2 separate regions of the Homo sapiens genome follow, and region 1 is linked to region 2. Evidence: chromatin loops called from intact Hi-C (ENCODE). Cell type or tissue: Caco-2. All regions are shown on one strand. Links, peaks and the distances in the headings refer to the core of each region. The heading gives the core; the rest is flanking DNA. Region 1 overlaps C12orf56 (chromosome 12 open reading frame 56). Region 2 overlaps C12orf56 (chromosome 12 open reading frame 56).

What was found. Peaks named below come from ENCODE experiments on the same cell type or tissue, not always from the same donor. Only the 100,000 strongest peaks of a DNase experiment are listed, where the experiment ranks them.
Region 1: a loop joins it to region 2, with 2.4 times the contacts of the local background. A loop is called at or near these places in 2 of 110 quality-filtered maps.

Annotation. Positions count from the first base shown.
Region 1 is chr12:64,321,283-64,325,681 of GRCh38, forward strand. The region is part of intron 3 of C12orf56 (chromosome 12 open reading frame 56); the gene reads right to left. Among named protein-coding and RNA genes, the nearest start is that of C12orf56, 67 kb to the right of the region's middle. In Caco-2, for the core only: no CTCF peak of the experiment used is centred there; DNase peaks (open chromatin) are centred at 2,369 and 2,749.
Region 2 is chr12:64,272,025-64,276,423 of GRCh38, forward strand. It overlaps C12orf56 (chromosome 12 open reading frame 56), which reads right to left. Exons shown (of 13, transcript NM_001170633.2): 10 at 3,274-3,348; 11 at 2,877-2,951. Among named protein-coding and RNA genes, the nearest start is that of KICS2, 52 kb to the left of the region's middle. In Caco-2, for the core only: a CTCF peak has its summit at 1,946 (motif pointing right); no DNase peak of the experiment used is centred there.

The DNA.
Region 1 (4,399 bases), core at 256-4,255, 49 kb after region 2:
CTTTTACATTAAGTTATCTTCTCTCTCCCATAAGATTAGAACCTCCACGATAGTGGAAAACTACTTTGTTTTGTAGAGATGGGGGTCTCACTACATTGCCCAGGCTGGTCTTAAACTCCTGCCCTCAAGTGATCCTCCTGCCTCAGTCTCCCAAATTGCTGGGGTTACAGGCATGAGCCACTGTTCCCAGCTTGAAATCTCTCTTTTATTTTTACAAACTTAAAAATTTTTTGTAGAGATGGGGTCTCACTATGTTGCCAGGGCTGGTCTCAAACTCCTGGGTTCAAGCAATCCACCTGTCTCCGCCTCCCAAAGTGCTGGGATTACAGGTGTGAGCCACTGCACCCTGCCCCAGCCTACAATTTCTTAAGTGGAATGTTTAACTCATTTATTTTTTTAAACTCTCTTATTTCTTGGTGAATACAGTAAAAGCTGTAAATACAGCTTTAGAGCAGACCTCTAAAGTCTGCTTTAGCTCAGTTGCATGCACTTTGGTATGTATTGGCATTAAGTTCTAAGTATCTTTTAATTTCCTTTATTATTTTCAGCAGTTTGATCATGATGTGTTTGGATGTGGAATTTTTTTGAGTTTATCTTTTTGGGGGTTCACTGAGATTCTTGAACCTGTAAGTGTATATCTTTTACCAAATTTGGAGAATTTTCTGTCATTATTCCTCCAAATACTTTTTCTTTTCATTAATTTTTTTTTACATTTATTTAATTTATTATTATTATTATTATTTTTAGAGACAGAGTCTCACTATGTTACCCATGCTGGTTTTGAACTCCTGGGCTCAAGCGATCCTCTAGCCTAGGCCTCCCAAAGTGCTAGGATTACAGGCATGAGCCATTGTGCCTGGCTATTTTTCTGCACTATACTTTTTCTCCTCTCCTTCTAAGACTCTGAAGACATGAATACTAGATCTTTTTATACTGCCACACAGTACCCTGAGATTCTGTTTGTCTTTTCCTTCAATCTTTATTCTCTTTTGTTCGGACTAGATAATTTCTATTCATCTATCTTCAAATTCAGTGACTTTCCTCTGTCATCTCCATTCCAGCTATTGAGCCATTCAGTGAATTTTTAAAATTTCAGTTATTATAGTATGTTTTTCATTCTAAACTTTCCATTTGGTCCCTTTTTTATGTCTTCTATTTCTTGCTGAGACTTTCTGTCTTTCCATTTGCTTCAAAGGGGTTCATACTTACTTCTTAGAGCATGGTTATAACAGTTGCCTTAAAGTCTTTGGTTGAGCCAGGCATGGTGGCTCATGCCTGTAATCCCAGCACTTTGGGAGGCCGAGGTGGAAGGATCACTTGAGGCCCAGGAGTTCAAGACCAACCTGGCCAATATAGCGAGGCCCCATTTCTGATAACAACATCCTTCTTGTGGCCTGCAGCTTCTCATCATTAGGCCCAAAACATGGCACCTAGGAGGTGTTTCAAATCTCTGTACATGATAACATCCTTTAGTCCTCTACTTAGTGTTTTCTATCCCACCCTGCCTTTTGTTTAGGCTTCTAACTCAAATGTTTAATTATGGAGATGACAGTGCTAAAAAACTATGGGACAGTAGACCCAGCTCCCTCTTCACCCTCCTTTTTTTGGAAACTACTCCTCTCCTCTACAAACAGAGCACACAGAAGCTGCCATGTTTTTAAAGACCCTGATTTGTCGGCTGTGGTGAATATTTTTCAGCAGTGTGTCATTTATTCAAGCTGGGCAATCAGAGACTTTCTTCAGGATTTAAAAATTCAATACAAGTAAGTGTGTGAGTTAGCCTTTGTCTGGTGGTGGAAGCTGTAAAATGTGAATTTAAGACAGTCAGTGACTCGTGTGCTGCCCCATGGAGGATGTGGTGTTCAGGGAGAGAAGATGCAATTGACACACAAACATCAGAGAAGGAGACAGGGACTGAGTCCTGGGACACTCAAGCCCCCAGTTCCAGCTGTGTCTAAATTCCGTTCTTACCATTCCTACGTTCCCAGGATTCCATTTCTAAGCTTTACTGAGTTTGCTCACCATTGTATTCATACATTTAAAATAGAACACAGAGCCCAGCAATTCGAATATGCCAGATTAGACTGACAGAGAGATCTCTGTCTGTATCTATATCTTTATATATTTCCATTTCTAAATATATCTGTTGAATGAATACTGAATTTCATGAGTTGACGCAGTAATTCCAATAAATTCCCTTTTTAAACCTAAAATGCATTTCTGTCACTTTTAACAGAGTTTTAACCTCCACAGTAACCTAAAACAACTACTGCAAACATTTCCTTTTTTTTTTTTTGCCAAGACAGGGTCTTACTCTGTCACCCAGGCTGGAATGCAGTGGTGTGAGTAGCTTGGACTAGAGGGACATGCCACAAGCCCAGCTAATTTTTGCTTTTTTGTTTGTTTGTTTAAGAGATGGGGTTTCACCATGTTGCCCAGGCCGGTCTTAAACTCCTGGGCTCAAACAATCTACCCACCTTGGCCTCCCAAAGTGCTGGTATTACAGGCGTGAGCCATCATGCCCAGCTGCAAACATTAACTAAAAACCTCTTTTATTTTTCTAAATTGGAGGAAAACAATGGAACTCTCAAAGTATCCCAGAAATGTGGGGAATTACATGCTGAAATGAAGACTTGACTATGGGAGCATGTGGATGCCTATTCCTAGAACTGCCCCTCCTTCAATCCTTCCAATTACAAAGACCATGTTAAGAATTTCACTCAGTGCCCTGCTACAAGGCAGAGCCCTCCCCGCAGAAGCTCATAAGTCACATTCTTCAGGGCAATAATGGAAATACATAAACTCTGTCCAAACATGGTTTATTATTACATGGATTTAGAGCAAATCACACTCCCACAAGCCAATATTATGCAAGCCAGGCTAGGTTGTAAAGAATATGATTATTCATTCAACAAATATTAAGCACCTAGTATGTACCAAGCACTGGGCCAACACTAGAAATATATCAGTGCACAAGAATATCTAGGTCCCAGCTCTCATGGAGCTTGCATTCTAGTGGGAAGACAGACAATAAGCAATGAACATGTAGTTATAACTTACAAAAGTGCAATTGAAATCAACAAAGCAGTCTGATAAAGAAAACTTGTGTGTGTTTGTTGACGGGTGGCATACTTCAAACTAGGTGATCAAGCAAGAACTCTCTGGGATGAGGACATTTAAGCTAAGATCTGAAGGATGAGAAAGAGTGAGCCATGTGAAAAGCAATGTTAAGAGGGGTAAGAAGTTCAAAGGTCTGAGCTGGAAAGAGTTTGCAGTGCTCCAACTATTGAGATGAACAAGAGAAGTAAGAGGTGAAGCTGGAGCGGTAGGCAACGGCCAGTTCTTGCTGGGATGTCTAGACGTGGTAAAAGGTTTATCTGCTGTGCAATGGAATACCACTGAAAGGTTTTAAGCAAGAAAGGGACATTTGGAAAGTATCATTTTGGCTTTAAGGTGGATAATGGATTCAGGCAGAGGCAGACAGGTACTGAGAATGGAGGTGGAGAGTGTAGTAGAGGTGTTGCAGAAGTGATGAGAGGTGATAGTGGAGTTTTGGCAGTGGAGATAGAAGTTGATGGGTGAGTTAGAGACATATTATGAACTCAGGAGTTCCAATAATCCAGGGGAAGATTGATGTCATTGTAGATTATTTAGGCCAGCAATTCTCAAACCTTGGTAGCTAGCTAACAGAATCATCTAGGTAGCTACCAAAAACAGACAACTGAACACTGTCCCTAAAGCTGAGGATTCCATAGCCTGGAGTAGAGCCTAGGAGTCTGTACTCTCCACGAGCCCTTGGGAGATTCTTATACATGACCAAGATTGAAATAAACATGGACTTTTGCCATTATTCCAGGTCAGCTTTATTTCCACACCCCAGAAGATCTAGGCTAAGTCCTCACATTGCCCAGTCAGCATGTGTTAAGAGTGTAGACTAATCTCAAAGCAGTAACACCACATTAAGCAGCAGCAGTGGAGCTGGGCATGCCTGTAATCCCAGCTACCTAGGAGGTCGAGGCTTTAGTGAGCCATAATCACACCACTGTACTTGGCCCAGGCAGCAGAGCAAGACCCTGTCTAAAAAAAAAAAAAGAAGAAGAAGAAGAAGAAAAGAAGCAGCAGCAATGAGTGTCCCAGATTCTAACTTTCTGATAAGTAAATTCAAGCCCCTACAGTCTATTTAACTTTACACCGAAGGACTACTGGGGGAAAATGAGATCTCATATTCAATTGACTTCTCTAAAAGTGTGTGGTTTTATCTTTTTGTAAAAGGCAGAATAGTACACATACATGAATCTTTGATAATCTAGGTCCTTCTGAGCTTCGGGATTATCTTCATTAATATAGTGTGGAACTGAAATTGATGAGTTGGCCTGAAACAGCAGGCTCCCAAAGGCAG
Region 2 (4,399 bases), core at 245-4,244:
AATTCCTTTGGTGAACCAACTTTAGAGGCTGGTAAAGAAACTTCCTTTTAGCCAGAGTACAGTGGCACATGCCTGTATTCCCAGCTACTTAGGAGGCTGAGGCAGGAGGACTGCTTGAGCCCAGGAGTTTGAGACCAGCCTGGGAAACATAGCAAGACCCCATCTCATTTTTAAAAATTTTTTAAAATAAATAAATGCGGCCAGGCACGGTGGCTCACAGCTGTAATCCCAGCACTTTAGGAGGCCGAAGTGGGAGGATCTCCTGAGGTCAGGAGTTTGAGACCAGCGTGGCTAACATGGTGAAACCCTGTCTCTACTAAAAATACAAAAATTAGCCAGTCGTGGTGGCAGGTGCCTGTAATCCCAGCTACTTGGGAGACTGAGGTAGGAGGATCACTTGAACCCAGGAGGTGGAGGTTGCAGTGAGCCGAGATCGCACCACTGCACTCCAGCCTGGGTGACAAAGGGAGACTCTGTCTCAAATAAATAAATAAATAAATAAATAAATACCATGCAGGAAGGCTTACATGGGAAATGAAAGTAAAAAAATAAAAATAAAAAAATAAATAAATAAAAAGAAACTTTCCTGTTACGTGGAGTCTGTAAAACCCAGATTTCCACACATCAGTCCATGTAATAGGGTCTGCAGCCACCACACAGAAAACAAAGGGGTCTTGCATCTTGCACATATGAGCTTCCATTGCTGTGAATGACTATAACTTTCAAACATTCTGTGAAATGGTCTGAGATTGGTTGGGGCCTGTGTGCTACTGAGGAAGACAAGTTCATGGGCTCAACTTCTGTAGAAGGCAGCTGGCTGTTCTACTGACAAATGTACCCTCTGGCCCCAGCCAGCTTTGTGTAAACATATGTCATAGGGATCTGACAAGACAGTCTAGATCCCATAGAACAGACCCAACATCACTCTAGAGAAACAGCAGGGGACCACTGATGGTCCAACAGATGCGTGTCCATATATGGAAAGAGAACAGGCCGGGCACAGTGGCTCATGCCTGTAATAGCAATTTGGGAGGCCAAGGTGGATGATCACCTGAGGTCAGGAGTTCCAGACCAGCCTGGGCAACATGGCGAAACCCCGTCTGTACTAAAAAATACAAAATTTAGCCGGGTATGGTGGCAGGTGCCTGTAATCCCAGCTACTTGGGAGGCTGAGGCAGGAGAATTGCTTGAATCTGGGAGGTGGAGGTTGCAGTGAGCTGAGATCGCAGAACTACTGCACTCCAGCCTGGGCAACAGAGCAAGACTCTGTCTCAAAAAAAAAAAAAAAAAAAAAAGAACATATTACCTCGTGTCCATCAGCAATGGAAATTTAGTTTAGATTACTCTTTTGAAGAGATTTCCAATTAAGTGTTTGTTGACTGAATGCATAAGTTTGAGGAGGTGGGAAGAGATTAAGGGATAAAGCCTCTACTACAATTAATTCAGCAGATATTTTACTGAACATTTATGGTGTGCCTAGCACAACAGACATAGCTTCTACCCTCACGGCACTGGCAGTCTGTTGGAAGAGAAAGACATTGTATCAGTCGTGATGGACTAGATTATGCTGTGGTAACAAACCTCCCAAAATACCAGTGCTTTGCTTGAAACAGCAAAGGTTGATTACTCATTCACACTGCATGTCCCAGAGGGGTCTGCAGGGCTCTGCTCACTGTGGTTACTCTTGGCCATCTGCAGGCAGGGCAGCCACCTTGTGGGTGCTATGCCGAAGGAAAAGAGAATGCCAGGTGGCACATACTGGCTCTTAAAGCTTCTGCCCAGAAGTGACATAGGCCACTTCTGATCACATTTCATTAGCCAAAGCAGCCACAGAGACCGCCTCCACCCCACAATTTCACATGGAGAGGGAAGTGCAGTCCCACCATGTGCCCAGAAGGAGGCAGAGACAGAATATGAGTGGGCACTAATGGCTGTGACACGGCAGAAGCAAATAATAACACAAACAAATGCAAACTGCAACAGTGACGAGGCCTATAAAGCAGAGGAAGAGGACACCATGCCATGCACTGTTTGTGCCTCTAATGAGGGAATCTCCCCTGTCACGGGGGGCAGAGAAGCGTCCTCCACTGCCACACCCCAGGAAGGGGCCCTGAGGCCTGAGGGATGAGTAGAAGTTGACCAGGTGAAAAAGGGAGGGAAAGCATTTCCAATGGAGAGACAGATGCAACGGTACAGGTCCTGTGATGCAGCTGCAGGGAGGGGGGTGGTGGTGGGGAGAGGGATGGTGAGCAAGAGACCCACACAGCAGGGAGGCTGAGGGACCAGAGGAAGCTGTCGGCCATAGCACGCAGGGCCCTGTAGGCCATGTTAAGGAGTTTAGTCTTCATTCAGAAGGAAGAGTTATTGAGAGATTTGAAGCAAGGGATGACAATCAGATTTTTATTTCAAATGGATCCCTCAGCCTGTAATCTGGTGGGAAGACAGGGACAGACCATTGAGATGTGATTGTAGCATCAAGGAAAGAAATGGTGATAATAGGAACTAGGATGGTGTCTGTGGGACAGAGCACACAAATGATCCCAAGTGTTAGATTCATGCTCACTATTTAAGGTAAATGTTTATCTTTTTACCTAATTATACAGCTAATAATTTAATATTCTGTTTTCTACATGTATCTTAGAGTTTTTCATGAAATAACGTTCCCATTTAAGATATAATTTCAGTACCTTAAACATTCAGGTCCAAAATGTAAAAACGATTTATCAATTAAATAATAAACTGTCAAATTTACACTTTGCTTCTGGTTGATAAACTTGATTACATCACAGGGAAAATCTGTGTTTTATTAATTAAGCACAAGAGTATCTGTTTAATTAGGCTTGGGGGTGATTTCGTTTTGACTTCTAGATACTTACGATGGGAGGACAGCTTTGTAGAAAGGACATTATCCAGCTAATAGCAAACTTTGTGGATCCCAATCCGAGATTTCCCTAAAAGACTCAAGGAAATAAACAAGTTATATTCATAAAGTTCAAGTAGTATATAAAAGGATACTCATTCTTAAATACATTTTTATCCTGATTAATCGAATCCTTAAAATCAGTTTTGGAAAATAAACTAGATGAGCACTTAAGAGCAAAGTTCATATCATTGAAATCAACCAGTTTTGGAGACCATCTCAAGTACAAGCATTTTTGATATATTATTAATCATATAACATAATCACATAATATACATATATCATAATATATAATAGTCATGTAATTTATAGTTACATAAAATATGTAAAAATATAATTTTTAAAAATTGTACCTGCTGAAAGACCAGAAGTATCTCATATAAAAGTGCTGTAGCAGTATTTGTATACTCCAGAATAAGCTTCTGTAACTAGAATTTTCAAGAATAATCAATGCAATGTCATAAGCCAAGTCAGAAAACGATAATTTCCCATGGTTCCCTTTAGGTACTTATACAATAAACTTTCTCTTTTTTTTGAGACAAGGTCTCATGCTGCCACCCAGGTGGGAGTACAGTGCTGTGGTCATGGGTCTGTGCAGCCTCAAACTCCTGGGCACAAGCCATTCCTCTCACCTCTGCTTTCTGTGTAGCTGGGACTACAGGTGCAAGCTACCATGCTGGCTAATCTTATTTTTTTAATTTTTTGTAGAGATGAGGTCTCACTATATTGCCCAGGCTGGTCTCAAATTCCTGAGCCCAACCCATCCTTTCACCTCAGTCTCCCCAGTAGCTAGGACTACAGGTATGTGCCACCATGCCCAGGTAATTTTTGATTTTTTATTTTTGTAGAGACAGGGTCTCGCTTGTTGCCCAGGCTGGTATGGAACTCTTGGCCTCAAGTGATTCTCCCACCTCTGCCTCCTGAGTAGCTGGGATTCAGATGCAAGCCATTATCCCTGGCTGGCCCACAGAATACTAAGACAAAAAATTGCATATTTGATTTGCAAAATCAATCAGATCAACAACCCTACTTCCTTTCAAGAATGTAGAAATACACACCCCCCCCCGCGAGTTGAGGTGAGAGATTCTCTGGGGAATTTAGGCTTATTCCCAAATTAAACTAAGATTCCTTCTGTGGGATGGATAAATAGAGGGTTTAGAGATACTTCATTCCTCTCAAGAATTCCAAACTCCTCTTTACAATTACTATCCCTTTTCTTCATTTATTTACTCAACAAATATGCATCAGACACCATGCTAGGTGTTGGGGACGCAAGGGAGAACAACACAGACATGAGACCTGCCCTCATGGAACATACAATCTAGTTGGGGAACAAACATCAAGTGATCAAATACACAAATGCCTAATTATAAACTGAGACAAGGGCTATGAAAGAAATGTACAGGAAGTTAAGGGAGCTCTATAAAGGAGGACTAGTCTCATTTGGTGGTCAAGGAATGCTTCCCTCTGGCCAATATC